Regions from separate parts of the Homo sapiens genome. Here region 1 is linked to region 2. The links are chromatin contacts, found by Hi-C or POLR2A ChIA-PET in ENCODE. All regions are on one chromosome and are shown on one strand. Each heading gives the region's core, a stretch centred on a gene start or an enhancer-like site at or near the end of the contact. The rest is flanking DNA. Distances are from core to core; before and after follow the strand shown. Region 1 overlaps NAV2 (neuron navigator 2). Region 2 overlaps NAV2 (neuron navigator 2).

The links. A loop is a pair of places that touch in the nucleus more often than their neighbours do. ChIA-PET counts read pairs that join two places held with the same protein, here RNA polymerase II (POLR2A). Pooled maps may share reads with other maps.
Region 1: a pooled map shows a loop between it and region 2 (2.4-fold over the local background). The contact joins two enhancer-like sites. A Hi-C loop is called at or near these places in 5 of 168 maps with a recorded cell type or tissue (Caco-2, Calu3, MCF 10A and 2 more) and 4 of 50 pooled maps. POLR2A ChIA-PET finds 5 or more read pairs at or near these places in 6 of 52 experiments (H1, HEK293, K562 and 3 more).

The regions. Positions count from the first base shown.
Region 1 is chr11:20,010,702-20,016,818 of GRCh38, forward strand. The region is part of intron 11 of NAV2 (neuron navigator 2); the gene reads left to right. It overlaps LOC124902644 (a long non-coding RNA gene), which reads right to left. Exons shown (of 2, transcript XR_007062616.1): 2 at 1-6,117. Among named protein-coding and RNA genes, the nearest start is that of NAV2-AS3, 32 kb to the left of the region's middle. Within about 2 kb of position 3,195, at least 6 of the 41 ENCODE cell types and tissues checked have a DNase peak (open chromatin) inside an H3K27ac peak, as active enhancers do.
Region 2 is chr11:20,110,137-20,117,069 of GRCh38, forward strand. NAV2 (neuron navigator 2) reads left to right here. Exons shown (of 38, transcript NM_145117.5): 37 at 4,456-4,659. Among named protein-coding and RNA genes, the nearest start is that of DBX1, 47 kb to the right of the region's middle. RefSeq lists enhancers at 1,437-2,336, 2,337-3,236, 4,041-4,542, 4,543-5,042. Within about 2 kb of position 2,500, at least 30 of the 41 ENCODE cell types and tissues checked have a DNase peak (open chromatin) inside an H3K27ac peak, as active enhancers do.

The DNA.
Region 1 (6,117 bases), core at 1,945-4,444, 99 kb before region 2:
TCAAACCTCCTAGTTCTGTGACTGGTTATCTGTTTTATAGCATTGGCTACTTAAGATACATTACAGTGTCTTCCAGGCAGCTGCTCTTTAGGTAAATTAATACCTGGGGATCTTTTTCCTTCTCTAGGAAACTTTAAGTACTGTAACAGGCTTTCATTTAAGCCTGTGCAAGGCTTATTTCACCAGATTGCTATTTAGAAGTTCTAACAAAACACCTTTATGAATAGTGACTGTAATACCCTTAATCCGCTAAACTTCCTGACATTTTAAACTAAGTGGATAGCTAGGAATGAAATCAGGCTTTCCCATCTCTCTAGTCTCTTCCTCTCCGCAGGCCTGCCTATGCATCTTCAGGATCAAGGTGCTGGGGTGCAAATTCTTTCTTGCTGTTAGGCCATCAAACTAGCAAAGACGAGGAAACACAATGCACTTTCTTCAGACTCCAGGTTTTGTAATTACCTGGCCTGACCCATAGCTTTTTTAAAAAAATGAGTTTTGGTGAGGTTTCTGTTTCTGATAAAAGATTGGGATTTAAAAATATTAAATGTGATTTTCTTGTTTTTTTTTAAGCCTATGTTTAATTTTGGAAAAAATATTGAAAATGCAGATAAGCAAACAATAGGGATAAAAGAAAAAGGTTGTAATGTTATATGACACAGAGAAATCTATCGTTAACACCGTGGTGCTTTCCAGGTGTTTTTTGTTCATGTAAGCACTTAGACATTTTGTTTTTTGAAAGACCAAACATGTCTTGAATACTTGCTTGCAATGAGTCACACACTAGTTTAAATTCTTTACATGTATTGATTCATTTGGTGTTTACAACACCTCTGGGAGTAAGAACTCATTGTACAGGTGATGAAACAGACACACATCGCTTAAGCAACGTGTCCAAAGTCACACAGCTAAAAGTGACAGAGCCAGGATTTGTAGCTAGACAGTGTGACTCTATAGTCTTTAATTTTAATTACATTATACAGCCTCTAAAAAATGAGAGATGTTTTATAATCTAATTTTGTAATTGTGTAGTACAGCATGAGCATTTTTCTTTATCAGGATTCATTAACATCATTCTTAATGGTCACACACAGGATTCCATTCTATGTGGCGGAGCCATAATTTGATTAACTGTCTTCCTACTGGTGAATATTTAGGGTATTTCACTTCTTTTGTTCTTATAAACAAAAATGCAAAGACCATTCTTGGACCTAATGTATGCACACTAGTGTGGGCTGCCAATAAAGCTTGTATTCTATATTTCCCTTATAATTCTGACATTTGTGTGTGCAGATGATGCCCTTGAGGCACTACAGAGGAGCATAGTCTCGAGTATCTTCTGGCAGTGGTGATGGGGCTACCCTGAACCATTCACATACTTTTTCTATCCGTACTCCATTGTTCCTGGTATGGTGTTTGGAAGAAAGTTGGCTGAAGAATGGAGTTTCTGTCTAGGTCCAGCTAGCTCCCTGCAGCTGAACCTCCACATATAGCATCAGTTTACATTGTGCTCTGAATTGAATGAGAACATTTATCTTTCTCTCTAAACTTAAGCAAAAATATAGAACTTGAAACTATTAGGTTGGTGCAAAAGTAATTGTGGTTTTTGCCATTACTCTTAATTGTGAAAACTGCACTTACTTTTGCACCAACCTAATACCATGATGGTGCCTACTGATAGAATCACCCACTCATGGCCGGGCACAGTGGCTCAAGCCTGTAATCCCAGAACTTTGGGAGGCCGAGGCAGGTGGATCACCTGAATCAGGAGTTCAAGACTAGCCTGGCCAACATGGAGAAAACCAATCTTTACTAAAATTACAAAAATTAGCCGGGCACAGTGGCACACGCCTGTAATCCTAGCTACTCGGGAGGCTGAGGCAGAAGAATCACTTGAACCCAGGAGGCGGAGGTTGCAGTGAGCCGAGATTGTGCCACTGCACTCAAGCCTGGGCAACAAAGTTAGACTCCATCTCAAAAAAAAAAAAAAAAAGAAGGGGGAAAAGAGCGACCAGGGGATAGGGTTGTTGTCAATACACTTTTAATACTCAAACCAGTGAAGTGGCTGTCTGTAAAGTCAAGAAAATCATCCCCAATGTGCCAATTACCAGTCTCAAGGCAAAAATCCAGAGGTGATAAAGAGTAGTTTTAAGCATGGGCTTTGAAATCAGAAGCCTGGGGGCTTACCAGCAGTGTGGCCTTGGGCATCTTACTTAACCCACTGCTCCCCAATTTCTTCATATAAACTTGGGATGATTATACCTACTGCATAGGGAATGTCAGAAGGATGAAATAAGACCAGAAAATTCAGCACAGTAAACACCATGATAAGAACTCCATAAATGGGAGCTTAAGAAAGCCCCAGAAGGACACTGATTTATGAATAAGTTGGACCTGGGTCCAGATTTTGGCTTTAGCATTTTTTGGCTATGTGACCTTGAGCAACTTACTTAACCTCTCTGAGTTGTAGATCATCTGTATATGAGAGATAATAAAATCTATCATACTGGGATATGTGAGTTTTGATACCAACGTTGTATACAAAGTTAGTAGAGTCTCTGGCGCGCTGTTGGTTTTCAGAACCAATAGCAAAATTTGTAAGTACTTTCTGTGTGCCAGTCACTCTATTTAACTTCTCTTCTTCCATTCAAAACAGTTTTTCTCTTAGAGACTAATGGTCAAATGGAAGGAGTTTAATTCTTAACCAGTCTATAACTTTTTCAGCTAGCCTTCCCGCTAGGCAAATACCTAGAATGAGTTGGGCTCTTTGCCAAACTTTTTTTTTTTTTCCTTTCATTGTAGACAAGACTGTGGTTCAGAGGTTGGGAAAGGTTTTGTGAACCTATTTTATAGTCCCTATAAACTCAGAAGGGAAACAATGAAATACCAAAGCTAAGGTATAGAACAGGTTTTCTTACAAGAGAAATTACGACCTCATGGAGCTGTAGGAAGGGTTCTGCGGGAAAAGGTATTTACAGCATTTCATACAATGCCCGGTCCCTAGAAAGTCTGCAGTAAATTCAAGGTCTGTCCCCAGTAGGGGACAGATGGATCATGAGTCAAATTCACAAGGCAAATGAATTTTCTTTTGAGAAGGAATTCAGTGGGAGATCTAGGGGTATAGTTTTACAAAACATTCATACTTGGAAGGTTCTTAGTGGACCTCTGGGGTGGCAGCCTGCTCAGTAAGCAGGAGAGTAATCTGAGAGCCACAGTCAGGAAGTGATTTGGCCAAAGTCAATGTGGTGACAGATGTAGGGGCTCAGCCCCAAGCTTCTGTTCTGTTCCGGTGTTCTCTCCTCTGCCCTGCAGCGCATCCTACAACATGAGGGCTGCATGACCGGGGCCAGTGGGAAAACTTTGGGTGAAGGAAGTGGAGTGAGATCAGAGTCCCCAACTGTTGGCTTAAGTCGCAGTCTGCCTAGGGGCTGCCAATGATGAGCACCTACAAGTTTCCTCTCCAATCCCTTCCTTCTCCCCGATTACACTTCCCCCTCCTCACCCCAGCCACCTGTCCCTCTCCCTCATTATCACCCTGTGGTAGACACAGTCAAGGATGTCCTTGGAGCTGGACTCCCATTGGAAAAAGCCAAAGAGTAGCACTGAAACATTTTCTTCATTCCCCATCCATCTTAATAGAGATAACAGTGCAGCTGCAAAAATAAACATTTGAACTCTCTCTGTGCCCCTACAGCACCCTTAATAAAATATAGATCCTCAAAGCCCATCATGTTCTTTTAAATCTCCTTTAATTTTCTGTTTAAAAGACCATGGCTAGGTGTATTTGGTCATGTCTGTAATATTCCAGCACTTTGGGAGGCCAGGGTGAGAGGATTGCTTGAGGCCAGGAATTCAAAACCCACCTGGGCAACAAAGCAAGACCCTGCCTCTACAAAAAATTTTAAAAGTTAGCCAGGCATAGGCCAGGTGCAGTGGCTCATGCCTGTATTCCCAGCCCTTTCGGAGGCCAAGGCAGGTGGATCACCTGAGGTCAGGAGTTCAAGACCAGCCTGGACAACATGGCGAAACCCTCTCTCTACTAAAAATACAAAAATTAGCTGTGTGTGGTGGTGCACACCTGTAGTCACAGCTACTTGGGAGGCTGAGGCAGGAGACTCACTTGAACCCGGGAGGCAGAGATTGCAGTTTGCCAAGATCACACCACTGCACTCCAGCCTGGGTGACACAGCAAGACTTCATCTCAAAAATAAATAAATAAATATAAATATAAATATAAATATAAATATAAATTAGAGGCATGATGGCACATGCCAGTAGTCCCAGCTACTGGGGAGGCTGAGGCGGGAGGATTGCTTGAGCCCAGGAGTTTAAAGTTTCAAGGAGCTGAGATTGTGTCACTGCACTCCTGCTGGGCAATAGTGAAACACTGTCTCAAAAAAGGTAGTTAATTAATAAATAAAAGACCTAATTGCCACATGGATTTGCTTCTTTGGGTTTTTTTCCTGTTTTCCTCTAAATAACCAGATTTATGATCATGACCAAATAGGCACGATAGCCTCACTTCATACTGTTCCCTGAAATACGTGTCGAGCATTGCCATCTGCTGCTACTCCTTATGGCCTTGGAGACAATGACACAGAAATTTTTGTGGCTGTTGTTCTTAGCCAGGGATGTGTGGGATGGGGTTTTATGGGGTAATCTAGGTTTTGCTATTTAGAAAGCTACATCTAGGGTCAAGTTTCAAGATTTTCACCAAAATTGTCAACTTTCACCATTGCACAGCATTCCTATACAGGCAGCCTGAGTACAGATTTTTCTGACTTTGTGGACAATAATTTCCTTCTCTTCTTCCCTATAATATGTCCTCACAGTTTACTATTTCTTTTTTTCTTTCATGGCATATCTCATGGATTGCGGTTAAATGTATTTGTTTTTTATTTGACTGCTTGGTACCCCCACATACACCCAATTATAAGCTCCACGAGGGGGTAGAGAGAGACATCTTCTCTTTGACATACCACTGTTTCCCCAGCACAATGCCTGGCACACAAAAGTCAATATCCAGCTGATATTTTAAAGAGAACAATCACTGCAAATATAGGAGGAGCGACTATAGTGTGGAATTTGGTAAATGACAGTATCTCAATTGGACCAAACCCAAAAGTATTAGAAGGAGCTGAAGGACTGTGGGATAACCTGTGAATGGCCCTGGCCCACTAAGTGTCTTAGTGTCATCTGTTGGCATAGTGACCTGGAGGTGTTCACTCCTCTAATGCCGTGTCACGGAAATCAAACAGGATTTGGCTCCAGTCTGTCGCTTGGCAGTTGTATGACTACGAGCAAATCATCTAAATTCTCTGAGCGCCGGTTTCTTTTTCATAACATGGGGATAATAACGCGTGTTAGAACAGTTCTTAGAATTAAATGAGATGAGATGTGTAGGCAGTAAAGCTTATAAAGTTTAATTATCGTTATTGTTGGGAGTAACTTCGACCTCTTATGTCCTTTACTGGAAATGCTGCCATTTTGGAGTTGATATAGCCGATTGGCACCCTTCCAGAAAAGACATCCCTGATGTTGGACTGAGGGTGGAAAGTCTGGATTTGTGAGTTGAGGCTGAAGATGCTGGCACCCACATGGTCCTGTTCCTTAGCTGTCTTTAAGGTTTTGTTAACAATCAGCTGGTTTCAGATTTAGAATGGGAAGGGCATAAGCATGGATAACAGATTGGATACTGTTCCTGCTGAATGAAATCTTTTGTTTAGAGATTAAGGAATATGTGTGCTTTTACATGTGAGTACTCACAAATGTGGAGTCCAGACAATCTCAACAATTAACCAACAAAAGGTAACAGAAACTGCAGCTCTATAAGATAAAATATTTGAAGCTGAAAGGCAGCTCATTCTGTTTTTGTAATATAATTGGAGCACAGTATCACCACTTCACTGGAAACAGTAGGGAGGGAGGGATCCACAATCTGGGTAAATGCAAAGAGTGAGGTCCTGCTTCCCTGGACCCAGTGGAAATAGAGATTCTGCATAAGAACATGAATAGGGCCAGGTGCAGTGACTCACGCCTGTAATTCCAGCACCTTGGGAGGCCAAGGAAGGCAGATTGCCTGACCTCAGGAGTTCAAGACCAACCTGGCCCACATGGCAA
Region 2 (6,933 bases), core at 1,250-3,749:
CTCACTAGTTCAGTGTGAGGCAGGAAAAGTCATCACTGCTTTGTGCTTAGAGGTCATTTGAAGGTTAGTCTTTCAAGAGTGTGGAGCTGCAAAGGGAGGCGGCCAGAGTTTGCATCCCACTAAGTGGCTCAAAAGTGAGTCACTATGCCCCAAACTTGTGACCTCGCCATCCTGATCAGCCCAGGAGACTGTATAGACTGCGGATTCCTGCGGAAGCTTGCTGTGTTCTTCATGCCTCTGGTTTTGAAGGAACATTTGGTGATGTTTTTTGAGGGCCTGCTACTTGACAGGCACCATTAGGGGCCCGACGTGCATGATCTCATTTAGTTCTGACAGCCCAGTGAGTCTCTTAACAGATGAGGAAACTGAGGCTCACGGACGTTCTTGCCCCGTACCATGTCCACTCAGCAGGGTATGGTGGAGTGCGTGTTGGTGCCCAGGACTAGCTGGCCCCTTGGCTACTTCTGTTATTTTCAGGCTATCCTGAGGACACCCATCACTCCACTGAGAAGCCACAGGTGGCTTGGGGAACCAAATACTGAATTTTATAGAGTGGAGTTCTCCCTATGATTTCATTTGACAAAAGGATTCCTTTATTTTTAAAAAATTAAAATTCCCTACTCTCCTTTGTGTTACTTTGAGTCCACACCTACTCTAGGGTCACCTGCCCCTCACCTAACCCGGGTAAGTGGCCATGAAGTGAGCACATTGCAGTTCAGAGTGAGGTTCTAGGCTGAGAACAGGTGGAGTCCCTAGAATGGGTTCTGACAGGGCTACCGTGCACCAGGAGCTGGGATGGAGCGCTGCCCATGGTAGTATGGATTTGGTGGGAACGTAAGGAGACCTGCTGTCATCAGGGGATGAGGATGGCTTCCAGGTAGCCCCTCCCACAGGTACACCCGTGCCAGGAGGAAACATGATATCGCCCTCTAGTGAGCATAAGGTAGCACTGCAAGGGCGTGTAAGTGCAGATGCACTTGTGGAACTGCTTGGAGGACCTTCCTGAATGTGCAGCCGATGCATCCTTCTGTGATGTGCACACCCTCCCAGGAGCCCCCTGCATCCCACAGTCAGAAGGCTCACAGTGGCCCAGGTTTTAGTTTTCAATGTCTCAGCTCCCTGTTGTCCTGCTCCCATTTTTCCTGACCCAGTGGGGATGCCAGGTTCCTTCTCCTGCCTTAGGGAAAGTGAATGTCCTCCCCTCTGTGTCTGTCTGTCCAGATGTCTCTGCTGCTGCCCTCGGGGCCTGCAGTGGAGCTGAGGAGCTTTATGATGTTTCCTTTGCTTACCACAGTACTTACCCAGCCATTCATCACCCAGACTTGAACATGTCCAGTGACAAGTGAGGAGGCTTGTAAAAATATTTTCTGTTCTTGCAGATGATGTTAACATGTACCTAATGTGCATTTGTCTTATGACTCAGTCCTGAGCCCTGCTTCCCTTTGGAGCTGTCATTGGAAACACTTGCCAAAGTGTCTAAAGTCTGCAGGGTAACTCAAAAGGCCTTTCTCTGTGCCCAGGGCAGGCTTGGTGCCTGCAGGGAACAGGAACAGTGCAGAGTCAGTGTGGGGCCATTTATCGGATTATCCAGCCTGCTCTGAGACCCCAGACAGGTCTCCCGTCTCTTGGCCTTGGGTTCTCCATCTATAAATTGACAAGTTTGGACTAGAAGAGTGTTTTTTCAGGCTGGTTTCTATGAAGCCCAAAAGTTCCCCAGTCTACTCAGTTGAGGACCAGAGATGAAGAGCAAATGTTTGAAAACCATGGTGCCAGATAATCTCTGAGGACATGTTCAGCTCCAGGAGTTCTAGCCTCTGTGATTCTGCAGCCCTGAGCATGTCCTCATCCAGGCTGTAGAGTGGAGACAGAAGCAGTAGCTGTCACAGAAGCAGTAGCTGTGAGGGTTTGGTTCAGCCTCATGTGAGGTCTGGCTTGGGAAATGCAGCCCAGTTTCCACAGGGAAAGACCTCAGAGGGAGAAACTTCTCAAAATTGCACAAATGGTTCTAATGTGGAGCAGCCTTCTTCTGCTCCAAATATCCCACTTTTGCATTCTCTTCTGCCCTGAGACACATGCCCACATACACACAAACTCATGCCCCTCACACGATTCCTTCCTGCTCACACAATAATTGCTTTTCAAATGCCAGACTGAGCTCCTAGGCCTGAGACTCACTCCTGCCCCAGGTTAAGGAAGACTTAGCAACAGACTGGGCCAGAGCGCAGGACGGGAGGAGTGCTGGTGTCTGGGAAGGCAATGAGTCATAGGAGGCTGCATGACTTAAGCAGAGGGGGTGATAGCCACGAATACAGAGAGATGGGCCCATCTGAGAAGGGGCAGGGTGGGCAGCTTCCCTGACAGAAATCATAGCTAGAGGTCCCAGATGGCACAGACAGTCATGGGAGTATGGGCACTGCTGGCAGGGACAATGAGCCCAGCAGGCTGTCACACTGATATCTGGCCAACAGCCTGCTCCGCGTCTCCCTGCTCTGGGTCTGGCTGAGTCACGTGGCTCACATGACTCAGAGTTGTTCAAGGTGGTGTCAGTCAGGAGGGGTGGAGAGGAAAAAGGCCTGGCAAAGGAAGCTGAGGTTCTAGGTTCAAATCGGGCTCTGCCTGACAGCCTTTCTCAGCGGGCTCTGCTCTTCAGGCCTTGATTGGCCCATCTGGTAAATGAGGGGGTGGGGCTAGGTGGCCCCAGCTCCTTCCCCTTGGAAAGACGTGGTTTTGTTGGTTCAGAGCTCAGCTTCACACTGTTGTCAGCACCTTGCTCTCTGTACCCTCTCCACGGCAGGATTCGCGGGAGGGCAGGGAGAGCAGACAGACAGACAGACAGCCGTGGCCACCCTAGAGACACACTGCAGCCGTGGTGGCCCACAGGACTCTTTAGTCTCTGTGCTCTAAGGCCCCCTGCAGAGTCCTCTCTGCAGAACTACAGGTGACACTGCCCTGGCTGTGAGCATGTCCTGCCACATGGACCAAGTGGGCCAAACTAGTGGGCCGTGGAATTGAACATACTTAGTTTCCAATTCTGGCTTCTCTCCTCCCTGGGCCTATTTCCTCATCTGTAAATCACGGATATTAGTACTTCCTCTTGGAGTTGCACGGTGGTTAAGCAAGGTATTCGTAAAGCATTTCTCACGGTACCTGGCACAAAGTCAGCTGGAAGATGTGGTGGTGTTAAAGGAGAAAAATATAAAGCCTATACCTAGCTGTGTAATATACAGAGCCTCGTGTTGGGCCAGTCTAGGTTTCTGTTCTTCAAAGAATGTATGTATTTCTTGAAATTGCTAGTAATGGTCACTAAAATCATTTTACCATTAGATAATTGAGGCTTAAGAAAAGGAGCTTGGAGGCATGGTGTTGATCTTACCATAAAATTAAGTGATAATATAGTTTACTGTTTTAAGAGCCAATTAGCTATTATGGAATTTTGAGAAATACATGACAAGAGAGAAGCCCTCATAATTTCACTGCCTATGTGCAACCTCTGTTAGCAATTTGCTGTTTTGAAAAGGAGTAGCACTTCTATATAGGGGCTGTAAGAGTCAGACCCATTTCAAGAAACGGGGTTTTATTGAGCCAGGACCAGCCCAGCACAGTGGCTCACACCTATAATCCCAGACCTTTGGGAGACCAAGGCACGAGGATTGTTTGAGCCCAGAAGTTCAAGACCAGCCTGGGCAATATAGAGAGATCCCATCTCTTAAAAAAAAATGTTTTAAAAATTAGCCAGACATGGTGGCACACAAGTAGTCTCAGCTACTTGGGAGGCTGAGGCAGGAGCATCACTTGAGCCCGGGAGATTGAGGCCACAGGGAGCATGATCATGCCACTATACTCCAGCCTGAGCAACATTGCAAAACCTTGTCTCAATACAAAATCAAAGTAAATATTAAGCCAGGGCCATTGTGACCTCTGCCTGCAGTGTTGGTGCCCAGAACCCAAGGTATGTAGGCAGTATTCTTTGGGTAGATGCACCAAATGGAGTACTAGAGCTGGCTCTTGAAAGCTGATAGCACCTTTTTCCAACTCCACATCCAGTGACATCATGTCAGTGGTTTGAAGTCAGTCATGGTGGGATTGTACCATGGATGTTGGCAAATGCTTCAAATCAGGTCATTGTTTTTCCCCAAAAGCCAGTTTTTCAAATTGGATTATCAAGGCTCAGAGTTTAGGGTCACACGGTGAGTCAGTGGCAGAGCTGAGACATGAACCTAGATCAGCCTGACTCCAAAGCCTGTATTCTAGACCACTGGGTCATGCTGCCTTCAGCCTTAGCACCTCGAACTGTCTGCATCTTGGATGACTTCCTGAGCATGGAATAGAAGTGGAATTACTCCATCAGGGAAGGCATGATGCTGGATTTGGGGAGTTTTTCAGAAAGCTGCAAAACTGGGGCTACGAGAGAGATCTGGGCCACTTCCAGACTGTTCCTTCTTTGCCTGTTTTCAGCTCTATGGAAGGCGCGCCCCCTGGGAGGATCCTGCCAAGTGGGTGATGGACACATATCCATGGGCAGCCAGCCCACAACAGCACGAGTGGCCTCCCCTGCTGCAGTTACGGCCTGAGGATGTCGGCTTCGACGGCTACTCCATGCCTCGGGAGGGATCGACAAGCAAGCAGATGCCCCCCAGTGATGCTGAAGGTGACCCGCTGGTGAGTCCTCAGCCACCAGAGCAGCTCAGCATTCCTTTAGCACTTACTGTGTGTTGGGTATGATGCAGAGCCTCTGGAAATACAAAGGTGACTAAATCCAGCCTTGCTTTGGAAGGCTGGACCCAAATGACTGGGCCATTTTTGCCAATATTTTCTTCCATGGTTTTAGTTTTTCACTAAAAACTTCTCCTCTGAAATTTTTTTCTGGTATTAGATAACAGATTAAGAATTGATTTTTCCCCTTAAATGTTCTTATACCTACTGTCTCTATACAACACTTTGCCCTCTGATTTGGGATGCCACCTCTATTACCTACTATCCTATTACTTTGATCTCTCCTACCGATAGCAGAGCAGAGGAAGAGATTGCTAAGGACCAGAAGCCCAAGGCAAATGATAGGGTAAACAGGGAGAGGTCTGAGGGCAGGAGGGACTCACAGAGGGGAGGAGGCCTGAATATGAGTCCCATGGCCATTGAGATGAGCTAAGTCTTTCACACTGTTTAAGCTTCTTATTTATTCGGCTGTTGCTAAAACAATAAAGGCCCTTTAAGAAGCACCCAGGCTGGGGTGGCTCACACCTGTAATCCCAGCACTTTGAGAGGCCAAGGCGGGTGGATCGAGGTCAGGAGATCGAGACCATCCTGGCTAACATGGTGAAACACCGTCTCTACTAAAAATATAAAAATTTAGCTGGGCGTGGTGGCAGGCACCTGTAGTCCCAGCTACTCGGGAGGCTGAGGCAGGAGAATGGCGTGAACCCGGGAGGTGGAGCTTGCAGTGAGACGAGATCGCGCCACTGCACTCCAGCCTGGGCAACAGAGCAAGACTCCGTCTCAAAAAAAAAAAAAAAAAAAAAAAAGCACCCGGGCTGGGTGTGGTGGCTCATGCCTGTAGTCCCAGCACTTTTGGTGGGCAGTTACAGCCTGGGCAACGTAACAAAACCTCTTCTCTACAAAAAATACAAAAATTAACTGGGCATGGTGGCACATGCCTATAGTCCCAGCTACTCAGGAGGCTGAGGTGGGAGGAGGGCTTGAGCCTGGGAGGCAGAGTTTGCAGTGAGCCAAGATTGTGCCACTGCACTCCAGCCTGGTTGATAGAACCAAACCTTGTCTCAAACAAACAAAAGAAACACCCGGGCCAATAACAGTAGTATTTCTAATCGATTGTAGTACTCTACCAATATAAGACCCACACAGAGTCACACTGCTAAATTAGACCTAACAAATCAAAAGCCCAGTAAAATAAAAAGGAAGCAAATATACCAAAACCTCCCATGGTTAAAGGACTATTATCATGCCTTAAATTTAGCCCCAAGCTTTCTTGGCAGGCATAGCAAAAAGAAAACATAACAGAGAATATTATTTACATTACCTAATGAAAGAAAATATTATAAGAGATGTAGCAGGATTAAAAGACAACTGATTTACTGTTCTATTCCTAGCAGCTAATTAAGTCCCTAGATTAAAAAAATAATAATAATATTAATAGGCGATTCAGGTTGTCTGCCATCCTACTGTTTGGTGGGATGTAGCTGTGGTTCTGTTGAAGATTGCAGTGGGAACTGTATTTTTTAAGGATTTATTATTTGTGTTGCCATGTACAACCTAGTTTGCAATATTTATAACAGTAGTCTTACAAAGGAAAGAAGCATACTTTAAACAGCCGTTTGCAACGTTAACCATTGCTGAAAGCCAAAGTCACGGAGGTATTTTTTGCAGGGGCAAACTCATGAGGTCTTAACTTACATAGAAAATAGAATTTAGTATATTTAGAGGAAAGAATGGCCAGCCCATCCCTAAACAATCTTTTCTGAGCCAGTAACATTTGTATCACTGGTTGGACACAGAAGGTGTGTAGGTAAGACCCAGGATTCTTGGAAATGCAGAAACAGATTTCTCCTTCCAACCCCAGGCCCCCAGAAGTGAGCTGTGCCAGTCCAGCCACTTCCATTACCGAGTTAGATATTTGGTATTTCTCCTCAGTTCTGCTCTTTCTGCCCAGGGCCATATGTCTCTATTATCATAGCTCTCTTCTGTATTAATCCTTCTCACTCATGAGACTGAGACTTCCATGAAAACAGAATTTACTTGCTTTTGTTCCAGAACCATATACTGTGGACACACTGGGAGTGTTTAATGAGTGAATAAGTAATCCCAGTTGCCAAGGATTGTCCATTATACTTCAGCTCTGCCTCTTCCCTAGTTATGGCTGTGCAGATGGACACCAGATGATGGTGCTTCTGCAGCCTGGCGCATCTGGGTAGACTCTGC